Linked DNA regions of Homo sapiens: all the other regions are linked to region 1. Evidence: chromatin contacts called from ENCODE Hi-C or POLR2A ChIA-PET data. All regions are on one chromosome and are shown on one strand. The core of a region is the stretch at or near the end of the contact, and the rest is flanking DNA. Distances in the headings are between cores, read along the strand shown. Region 1 has its middle 130 kb from the start of LINC01894. Region 2 overlaps LOC105372029 (a long non-coding RNA gene). Region 3 has its middle 74 kb from the start of LINC01894.

What was found. A loop is a pair of places that touch in the nucleus more often than their neighbours do. ChIA-PET counts read pairs that join two places held with the same protein, here RNA polymerase II (POLR2A). Pooled maps may share reads with other maps.
Region 2: a loop to region 1 is called in a map of OCI-LY7, with 4 times the contacts of the local background. The contact joins two enhancer-like sites. A Hi-C loop is called at or near these places in 4 of 168 maps with a recorded cell type or tissue (IMR-90, OCI-LY7, endothelial cell of umbilical vein and 1 more) and 1 of 50 pooled maps. POLR2A ChIA-PET finds 5 or more read pairs at or near these places in 1 of 52 experiments (BJ).
Region 3: a map of endothelial cell of umbilical vein shows a loop between it and region 1 (2.9-fold over the local background). The contact joins two enhancer-like sites. A Hi-C loop is called at or near these places in 1 of 168 maps with a recorded cell type or tissue (endothelial cell of umbilical vein) and 2 of 50 pooled maps. POLR2A ChIA-PET finds 5 or more read pairs at or near these places in 1 of 52 experiments (OCI-LY7).

Annotation. Positions count from the first base shown.
Region 1 is chr18:24,860,741-24,864,582 of GRCh38, reverse strand. No RefSeq gene overlaps it. Among named protein-coding and RNA genes, the nearest start is that of LINC01894, 130 kb to the left of the region's middle. RefSeq lists an enhancer at 1,547-2,048. Within about 2 kb of position 2,187, at least 2 of the 41 ENCODE cell types and tissues checked have a DNase peak (open chromatin) inside an H3K27ac peak, as active enhancers do; they include endothelial cell of umbilical vein, where a contact is called at or near this core.
Region 2 is chr18:24,797,604-24,801,445 of GRCh38, reverse strand. LOC105372029 (a long non-coding RNA gene) reads right to left here. Exons shown (of 3, transcript XR_935298.2): 2 at 3,509-3,787; 3 at 1,100-1,447. Among named protein-coding and RNA genes, the nearest start is that of LINC01915, 170 kb to the right of the region's middle. Within about 2 kb of position 1,590, at least 2 of the 41 ENCODE cell types and tissues checked have a DNase peak (open chromatin) inside an H3K27ac peak, as active enhancers do.
Region 3 is chr18:24,912,366-24,916,207 of GRCh38, reverse strand. No RefSeq gene overlaps it. Among named protein-coding and RNA genes, the nearest start is that of LINC01894, 74 kb to the left of the region's middle. Within about 2 kb of position 1,919, at least 5 of the 41 ENCODE cell types and tissues checked have a DNase peak (open chromatin) inside an H3K27ac peak, as active enhancers do; they include endothelial cell of umbilical vein, where a contact is called at or near this core.

The DNA of each region.
Region 1 (3,842 bases), core at 938-3,437:
GGGGAATGCATGTATGTAAAAGAAATTTAAAGAGATATTTTATGAAGAAAGTGGTGACATTTAGGATGAATCTAATAATGACATGGTTTTTTTTTAAATCAAAAAGAGTATAAGTGGTTACACTTATGAAAGAAACTCCCTGAATCTCAATGGCAGTATATGATGATTAAGGAAAGAAAATAGTGAGTTTATTTTAAACTGCAGAATCCCAAGCTAAATTTGCCACCTCCATGTTCACCAGAGCAAGGATGGGGGAACAGCTTAGAAACACCTTCTGTTTTATGGCTCCTAGCTCTTAAAGCCTTACTTTGCAAAGTGTTGTCCTATGGTACAGCAACATCAATATCAACTGGTAGCTTGTTGGAAATGCAGAATATTAGGCCCCACTCTAGACCTATGGAATCATAACCTGCATTTAACAAGATCCCCAGGCAATCTGTGTGTACGTTAAAGTTTAAAACGCACAGGTCTAAAGCATTTCAGCTACTGCTCTCCCTCCAAGATGGGATTCCAATAGGCTTGGATTTGAATTCTGGCTTTCCCACTTACTAGGCAATCTTGGTTAAATTATTTAATCTCTGAATCTCAATCTCTTTATCTGGGAATGATGATAACACTACCTACTTTGAAAGGCATGAAATTACCATGAAAAGAAATGAGTGTCATGGTTGGCAGCCCAGACTCTGAAACCCAGCAGTCTGACCGAAACACTGGTTCTGTCACTCGCTAGCTACATAATTTTGGGGCAAGTCATTAACTTCACTGAGCCATGGTTTTCTCATCTGTAAAGAGCAGGTAAAAATAGTACCTATATTATAGGGTTGTCATGGGGTTAATATTACATGTAGACCTCATAAAATAAGCCTGGCACCTAGCATAGATATATGATGATAGGTAGATAGATGGATAGATAGATAGATAGATAGATAGATAGATAGATAGATAGATGTGCTATATAGGCACTGGTTAGTATTATTGTTACAAATGCAGTGCTAGGCATACAACTGGTTTTCAACAAATATCTATTCTCAGTAGTATTGCTTGCCCTCAAAATGGCTTCTTATGCTCATGCTTTTAATCCCAGTGTTCTGGGAGGTCGAGGTGGGAGGATCGCTTGAGGCCAGTAATTCAAGACCAGCCTGGGCAACATAGCAAGACCTCCTTCCTACAAAAAGCTAAAAAATTAATTTAAAAAAATTAAAAACTTTTCTCCAGGTGTGGTGGCACATGCCTGTAGTCCCAGCTACGTGGGAGGCTGAGGCCAGAGGATCCCTTGAGCCCCAGAGTTCAAGGTTACAGTGAGGTATGTTAGTGCCACTGCACTCCAGCCTGGGTGACAGAGCGAGACACTATCTCTAAAACAACAACAACAACAATAATGGCTTATTGTTATAGAAGCAGTTAGATTAAGGAAAATAGATGGAGAGCAATAAATTCAAGATTTAAGTAATTACAGGTTTGTAGTAGTGTTTGCCTTTAACTTCTAATAGAATAATAATGTTTTTTGGCAAAACATATAAGAATACAGTTGACTCACTTGGCTTCACAAGCAAGTTGGAAAATAGGGCAAGTTAATATACACTTTATTAAAAAACAAAAACAAAAACAAAAAAACAAACTCTTCTAAACAAAACAAAAGGGCTTTCCCCTCACCAAATCCTAACCCCTTTTCATCTGAATGAACTTCTTTTTGTCTTGGCAAATTGAATTTCCCTAATGCAATCTCCATTTCTTTAAGCCTGCATTTCTCTGTCTGTATAGGCACTGAGAGAACAATCAAAATCTCGGGAAGGGCAGGGTTGATACTAACTTAGTTTTCTCTTTCTTTCCCCCTTAGCCTCCCATGACCTCCTTCCAGGAATCTTAATTCACACCCGCTCCCTCTAGCTAGTTTCTCAAAACCTCTTCTTGGAAGTCTGGCCGCCCCCTCCTTCCTTGTGACCTGGTTTCTGGCTCCAAGTCTCCCCCTGACCCCTGATCAACCCCTTTCACTTTCACAGCATCATTTCTGAGACTTGAGGTCGCCAAGGACGATAGCTTCCAATTCCACTGCCTTTTACCAGCCTGTGCAACCCTGAAATAATTTGCCTCGAAACCAATTCTTGGAGAGAGAAACCTGGTCAGACAAATGAGGGATTGTATTGTATTTCGTTCTTGCAAGCGAGCGCCCGCGGCAACATCTGTTTGTAGCAACAAGATTGGGATGTTGTTTTGTGCTTCTTCGTTGCCCATTCCGGTCCTTTCCCGGGTGTATTGTCTTCCCCGGAGGGGTCACCTCGCAGGGTTCTCTCAGCAGTCTGGACTTCCATACTAAGAAACTCGTAACTAATTACCACGACTTCAATTCTTAACTTGACCAGCTGTGTCTAAGAAAGGAAACCCTGGTCTCTCCCAGTGCTGCAGGATCTATAATTCATCCTCCGTAAAAAAAGTCAATATTGGAGCAAAAATGACATTTAAAAATCATAAAATAAGTAGTCTGGTATTTACCTAAGATGTTCTTTTCTTCCCTTTGCTTTATAGACCATGTACTGTATTGTTTATTTTCTTTGGGGCACTGTGTGTGTTTGTGAGACAGAAACAGGTAGAGAGATGGTTCTCCTGTTTCCAGTGACTTCTGGATAAGGGACAAAACAAGACCACTGAGAAAAGATAATGGAACAGCACAGGAAGAGCCTCTGCGGACACTCTCCTTGCAATTGTGATCTTGTGAAATGGTTAACTTTAAGGACTGAGCTGTGCAATTTAGCTTTTTTCTTGATTCTAAAATTGAGCTGTAAATTTTTATAGCTTTACAGATTAAAGAAAGATTAAAACCACAAAGCACGCATTAATTACAAACAGCTCACCAGGGGCAAATATATTTGTATCCCTCATCAGGGTGGTGCGAACACTCCAGTTTCTCCTCGAATCAGGGAGGCTTCTTCCCCTCCCCACACAACAGTGGCCCCATCAGAAGACGCTCAACAGACTGGGAATAGGAAAGCAAGAGACAGGCTTCCTTACCGCAGGCAAAGTCGGCTTCAAAGACTCCTCTAGGCCTCTGTGCCAAAAGCCTAGATTGATTCCACCCACCATTCAGAGTAGGGAAAATATTTTTAAAGTCATGACCTCCCTGGTAGGCTCAGACAGCAGATAAACAAAGGAGACTAGACCCTTTCCTCGGTCATAATAGTTAGGCATACCCGGGTTGGCCTCCTATGGAAAAATCTTTATCAATGAGCTGAGAGAGGAAGTGGTCAGAACAGGGAAACATAGGTCAGCAATGCTAAACTGGTTAGGAGATCCCTAAAGAAAGAAAGAAAGAAGAGAAACCGGGATAGATTTAACTGTTGGGCAATTGCAAGGATGTTGGAGAATTCAACATAATTTCCTTTTGTTCAACAAGGATTTGCTGAGCCTTGTGCTAAGCAGATAGCAGGCCAAATTTCACTGTGCTAGAAGCAAGATAGGACTGGTAGGAAGAACAGTACACTTATTCATGTACTCTGAAAACTTTCCGGTCATTTAATATTAACTTTAGGAAGTGTATACCTGTGCATGCCTGTGTGCATGCGTACGTGTGTGTGTGTGTGTGTGTAGCCCTTTGCTAAGTAAAAATATATAATAGCAAAACTCCAGGCCCTATTGCCATAATGGGCGATTTAACAGTACGGCATGGGAAATAATCAAATAATAACTCTCAGTGTGTTCATTCAAGTGACCAAATGAAAGATGGGGGAGATTATAGAACACAACAAAATACTGAGATTTTATTCTATCATATTAACTTATTACTTATTTATTTTGAATAATTTATTAAAAGATGGATAATATATGGACAACCTTAGAGATTTTAAATA
Region 2 (3,842 bases), core at 341-2,840, 63 kb after region 1:
TTTGGTGTCTGAAAAATTGATCCTTCACTTTGGGTCACATATCCTAGCACATGGTTCCCATGGAAATTCATGTCTCCTGGAGTCACATGAATTTCTTCAAGCGCCCTGGAGTCATCTGTCATCTTCTCAACCCCCCCTTTCCTTTTTTACTGGGCTCAATGTGCTCAACTTCACCCTGACTGAACAGTCCTGGACTCTTAAAACTAGTAACATTCCTTGGCTGCCTGGGCACTAACATCACATAAGCTCCAACCCAATGCTCCCCAAACCAAGACCAGGCCTCCTAGGCTAAGAGAAACTAACCACTTATCATGCCTTAAGAGTGTTTCTGATTTTGATGGGTAAAGAGAATATTTTCAATATGACAGCTGTGTTCCTCTTTTCTGAGTACACTATTTGAGACTAACATGCATACTTGTGGCTCTTTGATGTAAAATTGTCTACATTTTTAAGTGTCATTCAATCCTTTTCATTTCCTTATTGCATATATACTCCAACCTTTTTAAGTTTCTTAAACAAATTCTAAGGAGAATTCCTTCCTCAGACTAGTGGGTGGCCAAGCTGATTTCTGATTCAGTTGGCCCATGGTGGAGACCAGGCATCAGAACTGTTTTAAAACCATCCAGGTGATTCTAGTTCTCCAGGTGATTCGAATGGGGATGAGATCCATTGATCTGGAGAAGGACATCTCAAACTTTAAGGTGTTTAGGAATCACCTGGAACATTATTAAACTGAAGATTCAGTAGCTCATGGATGGATCTTGAGATTCCGCATCTTTAATAGTAGATATTATTCTGTCATGTAATAAAAAAATTATTCAAAATAATATAATTATTATTGTCTAAAAATCACATAATTATTATTATCCCAGAATTCCCAATCTTTGGAGAACACTTCAAGTAAGAAGGTTATTTAAATGATGTAAGGCTATTTAAATATGAAGTTGTTTTTTAACTTTGTAAAGTAAAATTAAATGAAAGTGAAAAAATTTAAATTTTCAGTCCTGCTAGCTACATTTCAAGTGCCCTGTGGCTACTGTCTTGAACAGGGCAGGGACAGAAACATTTCCAGCACAGAGAGTTCTACTGGGCAGTGCCATGCTGGATTCTTCATTCCCTGTATTTCAACTTGCAAGAAACTACATTCACCAAACCTGCAGGTAATGCATTTCTGCAGTACCCATGGGGGTTAATGACACATACATTTTGTCTGCATTTTTGCTTTGGACTCTTAAAGATGGAACACACACCAGAAACCTTTGATCTCAGGACCGGTTTTTAGCCAAATAATTAATGTATAGTATTATTGGTTTTGTTGCTGCTGTTTAGTTAAAGCAAACTTTATTGAAGATTGAGTTGAGTTCATGCATGCTCTCTGGTTATTTTGAAACTTCTTTTTAGGAAGGACTTGCCAGTTTCTCTTGCCAATCTATTTTACTGGCATTACCTGAAAAACAACTGTGTCATAGTATTTGTTTACCTTCTCTCCACTCAGGTCTAGCCACCTACTTCCCCCTTCCTTTAATTCATTCAACAACGTCAATGTAGAGTACTCCGAGTCCAGCACTCTGTGGCTGCTATGGGAGTTAAGGAAGAAATAGCAAATGGCACTTCCCCCTCACCGAGTTTATAATTGAATAGAGGACCTGTGATGAGACAAGCAAAACTCAAAATCTCATTAAGTTGCTAGCAGAGGCTAGCGAGTGGTAACACATTAAAACATTAAAACAGATTAGTTTCTCATATTAGCCAGCTATCACTGAGCAAAGGGCAGGCTCCAATAAAATGGTACACGGGAGAGGTAGGATTTAATGGAGGGGTAGGGGAGGCCAAGGTAAAGGCAGGCAGGGGCTAAGATATGGAAGGACTGCAGTGGGAGTAGGGTACAGCTCTATGGAGGAAAGGACTTGGGGAAGGCAGGCAGAGTCTGACGGACAGAGAGAGCACAGCAGGGTAAGAGGCATGAAAGAGGAACTGTGCAGCAAAATAGGGGGTCCATGGAAGTGGCTGACAAAATTCTTGTTTCCCATCTTGATTGTGCCTTCATCAGGGCAACTGTGCCCTCTGATGGACAGGATGCAAATATAAGGGAGGGAGTGGAGAGAGGGATGAGTCCATGGAAGGAAGTGGCTTTGTCCTGCTGCCTCCTGGGCCCACTATAAAAGCAGATCTGCACAAAAAGGGATGGTGAGAGAGAGCTTAAGTATCCACAGCACAGTGAAAACAGTGCTGGTCTGGGAGGATGGGATGGCCAAGTTCTATTCCCAGCAAAGCCTGGTGATCTTAGGACACTTTCAGCCTTCTCTGGGCTCATTTCCCAACTGTGCCATGAGAGAGTGAAATGAACTTTCACCATGAAACTTCTGCAGTCTCTGATCCTATGCCCTAGGGCAGTGGTTTGCAAGCTGGGATTGGTAGGGTGGTAGGTGGGGCCTGGCACCCTCCCTGCACCTGCCTCACACAGAGGAGTTCCATTTTACACCACTGATGAAGACATTGTATTTGTTAGAATTGACTGAGCCATTGTCTCTGAGCTTCTCTTTGCTCCTTAACCCTTATATACATCTTAGAAATGTAAATGTGGCTTCAAAGAGGGAGAGGGGTGGGAATGAGGAGAGAGAGAGAGAGAGAGAGAGCACAAGCACTATGCCTCATCTGGGGAAGAAGAGACTGGATGTCTCCACTAAACCAAGCCACAGAGTCCTTTCCCGTAACTCATACTTGTCAATGAGACAGGGTCATAAAGATCACCCACCCCACTATGTACAGGAAGCTTATAAAGAAAGTTGACAGATCATTTTACAAATATACCAAAAATTATGTATCCATATTACTTATTATTTTGGAAAACTGTACACATACTTGAATGACATTGCCTTTACTCAACCGTTTCAGGTCCTTAAAATTCCTCCTTTGAAACCTGATTAGTTTCCAGGCATACAATTCCTAAATCTTTGTGAAATTGATAGACTACCTTTCATTTTCTGAGCAATCAGAGCTTTGCAGCATACACCTCTGGAGTGAATGCCTTGTTGTGGAAAGAGGTGACGTATGTTGGTTTGAAAGGCAGGTGGGGGTCAATCCATGATGCTCCAGTTCATGTGCCCAGGGTCACCACCTTCGGGAAAGGCTGGCCCTCCTGACATGTGCCCTTGGCCAGAAGGTCACCACAGAAAACTCTCCTGTCTGAAAACAGAGCCCTCCAGCTGAGAAAAAGAACCCAACCATGATTTAGAGAGAAGCCTATTTCTCTTTTCAAATTTTCCAACTTGACATGTTGCTGTAGTGCACTTCACATCTGATTACATTAGTCACATTGCATTATCCCATATCAGATGTGACATGCTGCAATGGGATTGTGAGCTGTGTATAAAGATGTAGCAGCAGCCAATAACTTCAACCCACTCCTGATGTGAGAGCCGAGCCACCTACCTTCCCGGTAGCCCTTTACTAATTCAGATAAACCATCTGATTTTCTTGTCAAAGAGGAAGCCCCGTAAGTACTTACCTGAGTAGTCAGCTAGAAAACAGATGATTCTAGATGCCTTCCTTAAATCGGGGCTGCTTTTACTATTCCAGGAAGCAACACTCCCAACAATGATGCCTTCTGTGTGTCCAGCACATTGTAATTTGCAAGGTACTTTCAAATCCATCTTCTAATTCACATTCTACATTCTTAGCCAAACCTTAGCAGAGATTTTGTCACATTTGATTCGGTGATTCAAAATGTTCAACAGTTTCTTCCTGTCCCCAGGATTTGGGAGTGAAGAGAATGTTGGATATGCACCTTGGAAAATGCATGATAGTAAATGTCTGTCCAGGTGACTAGTTGGCATGAAAGT
Region 3 (3,842 bases), core at 670-3,169, 52 kb before region 1:
AGGCAAATCCACAAAACACTACTTATGTGGGAATTAAAGCAGGAAGAAAAGATGAAGATGAAGAAAAGGAGGATAGGGAGGAAAAGGAAGAAGCTGCCTTCATCACATATAGAGAATATCACAGACAAAAGGCACTGCAATTCACATTTTACTTCCATTTCAGCAAAGGGTGGGATAGAGAGGAAGGGTAGACACATTTGACTACATGGTCAGGACAGACCAAATTCATTCCTATTCAGCTAATGGGGAATTTTGAGTAAGGTAAATGTTGCCTGTCTGATATTTACATAGGGCATTAAAACTTGCAAATCTCTCGTGTGTGTGTTTTTTTCCCAAAGACTCAAAGACCAGTTTATCATCTAAAACTTGCTTTATTTTCAAAATTATGTCTGCCTAGGTGAATGCATTTTCTCCGAGAGCTCGAGTTTGTCTTTAAGGCAACATTAATGACTGATGGTGAGTCATCCCGTTTTGTGGCTTGTACAGTAGTTTATATTTATGCAAGAGCTTAAAATTCAACTTTGAGCTATGTCCACAGCAGGGAAGAACAATTAGTGAATTCATTAATTGTACTTTTGTGTACACTTTTATTCTCAAGACTAATTATTTGTTTAAATTATTTTTCCTCCATCAGAAGTGTCACTACATGGAAATATTTCAGCTTAGGTTTCTGGTATGAAATATAAGGTTTAAGAAGTTCCGACGTTCTTATGAAATATAATCAGCTTTCATTTGCTAATGACAGACACTCATAGTGGAGCCTCTTATTTAAGCAAATGAGCAATTAGTTTGGGGAATAAAAGTGTACAAAGAATAGTGATTCATGGTGCTGCTTATCCTTCCTCCCTGATGTGGACAATGGACATCTTGCATGTTTGACTTTTAAATATAATCAAACTCTGGTGTACCATAAGTTGGAATCATGCAGTTTTATGCAGAGCAATGCTATAAAAGAAACACATCAGTTGCCAAGCCAATATGCTAGTGCACATAATAAAAGTGGGGGCTTCAGACTTTGTGGAGAGGAAGAAAAACCTCCTCCTCCTCCTCCTCCTGTTTCTAAATTCTCTGTGTGTCTGGGCTGTAGCTATAAGATGAACCAGCTGCTGCTGGAGCGGATGCCTCTCAGTGCACACAGTTCCAGGTGTGTGGCCTGAAAAAAGATTGATGACTTAGTATAGGCACAGCCAGCTTCCTCCACCAGGTACAAGGGAGGGACGGCGGAACACATCAACAGCCAGCCGTCCCTTCTTGTGTCTTCCCAGCCTGGCTCAACCCTCCGGGAGCTGCACAGTCCAGAATGCGCATCAGGAGAAGGACGATAAGGACTCAGTCAAGGCCTCCTGAGTCCTGGTGCTGTGCTAGGCACGTGACCAAGGGATTTCATCACCACCACCTCCCGAGGAGGTGGCATTGTTATTCCCATTTCTCAGAAGAGGAAATGAAGGCTCAGAACCTAGAGTGAAACCCAAAACAGTGTGCCATAGGACATGGTTCACTCATTCACTCACTCATCCATTCAACAAATATTTACTGAGAGCAAATTACAAGCCTGGGGATACAGCAGTAAGCAAATTAAAGATTCTTACCTTCGAAGACTTTAGTGATACATAGATGAATTGATACTATTCTAGTGAGAAATATTTGTCAAATGAATGAAGTTTGGACAAACGCAGCCCAGGCCTATACCAATATTATTATTGCAGCATCATCACTACCATCTCACAACCACATGTGTGTCCCTGCTGTGGTTTTCACTCCAAGAGAAAAAAAAAAAAGCCAAGGACATGTTATCAAGCCTCCAAGAGGGAGAAGCAGGAAGTCTGCAGCCCCACCCTGACTGCCCTAGTTATATCAGGGGCCAGTTTATCAATGGTGGCCATGGTGGGCTGTGGATTCATTTCCTCCTCCCTTGTTCAGGAAGGACTACAGTAGGAAGTGATTGTAAACCCCATGGCCCGGGGAGGGTGGACTCTAGAAAGTGTTTTTGCCATCTCTGCAGGAAGACAGTGCTTCTCCCACCAACAAAGCCAAGGAAGGAATGCTGCCAGCCCCAGATATCAGGGAGAGCAGAGGTGATTTTCGGGCTGAAAATATAGAGAAGGAAGATCTGTCTGTAACTCCACAGGGGCTGGTTTGTTTTTTAAATGCCTGTGTTCTGAATCTGGTCACACTGTAAAATCTGTTCGGATCATCACAGGAATTACAGATGGGAAGGACCTATGAGGTCATCTCTCCCAGCACTGCCTGAGGAGGATTCATCTCCACACAATACTCTAGGAGCACTCTTTCCAGCCTGGTTTAGATGTCCCGGAGGAATGTGCTTCCGCCCTGTCCCTCAGGAGCCAATTCCAAAATCCACACGCAGTACGTTTTAGACTAAAGATGTGGCCTGGGTGGGGGTCTGTTTTTAATTATCCAAAGCACTGAACAGAAGCCTGGTGTCATAAAAAATTGCTGAGGGCCCTCTCCTGCTTTTCCCCATGGTGCCTTCCCACCCTGCGAGGCTGCACTCTCAACTGGGAGGCACCAGCCCCCTGGCAGGGTTTCAGAGCTCATGGGAGGTGCCAGGTGGCAGGACTGACGCAGCTCAGTGGGGTGTGCCATGGGTCTTGGGTTGGCCAATCATCCTAAGCACATGCAACCAGAAAAACAATGCTTTCTAAACCAAGCTGCTGTTCCTGCAGCCTCACACAAGGCTTTTTCTAAATCCAGCCTTCCTGCCTAACACCCTTCCTAGGCTTAGGGGTAATCATTTATGGACCCAAAGATTTAGCTGCAAGATGTTCATCACAGTGTTGTTTATGACTGTGAAAAGTTCAAAACCAATCTTCGTGCCCAGTGATAGAAGACTGGTTAAACAAATCATGAGCAAACCATATAAGGTATAGAACGTTATGAAGGCATTCCAAATACTGCCTCAGAGGAGCACTAATGATGGGATTTTTTCATCATACTCTCAAGTGAAAAAAGAGAGGTTACAAACAGCTTGTATCACACACTATTGTTCTCTGTATGTTTTTCTAAAATACATGCCTGAAAAATAGGATATTGACATGATCATCTCATAGTAAAGAAGTGACAAGTGATCTTTTCTTCGCTGTTACTTTTCATCCATTTCTACAGTGAAAATCTTTAGCTTTTGCCATTAGATGTAGAAATGTTACTTTACAACATTAAATGCTCCTTCCTTTTGAATGGCTGCATTTCCCACCTTCATCATTAAGAGGATCCCTATAATCAGAGGAGGAAATGGGAAAGACAATTAGCCCCTCTCGCCTGAGCTGGCTGCCGGATAGCCTGGGTGTGAGCCTGTCTCTAGGAGTGCTAAGCTGATGACAACAGCAAGCTGTGATTCAATCCCACAGTAGCTCCAGCATTAATTTACTAAATGGGCTTCTGGAAGTTTGAAAGGGTAAATGCCCTTCCCACTGCAGAGAAGAGTAGGGCCAAGGAGTTTGATGCTTATCTGTGGAAACAAGAAAACCGGCCTAGGGTTTTCTGATGTAGCATCGTATGTTCCAAACCAGAAGGGACCTTAGTGAAGATCTGTAGGTAGCTATTGTAACATTTTGTCTGTGAAGAGGAGATGGAGACCCAAAACAGCCAAGTATCTTATTCTTGTATATACAAACCATGTTGGCCGAGCCAGGACTGGACCCTGAGTTCTACTCTAACTCTGTCTCCAATGTTCTGTCTCTCCTTTATTTGCTCCTCAAACTCTTACTCATACTTCATGGTCTGACTCAAGCATCATCTTCTTAGTGAATTCTCCACTGTCCCTAGGCATAATTAGTCTTGCATCTTTTTTATCACTGTCCCTAACACATAATTCTATTGTT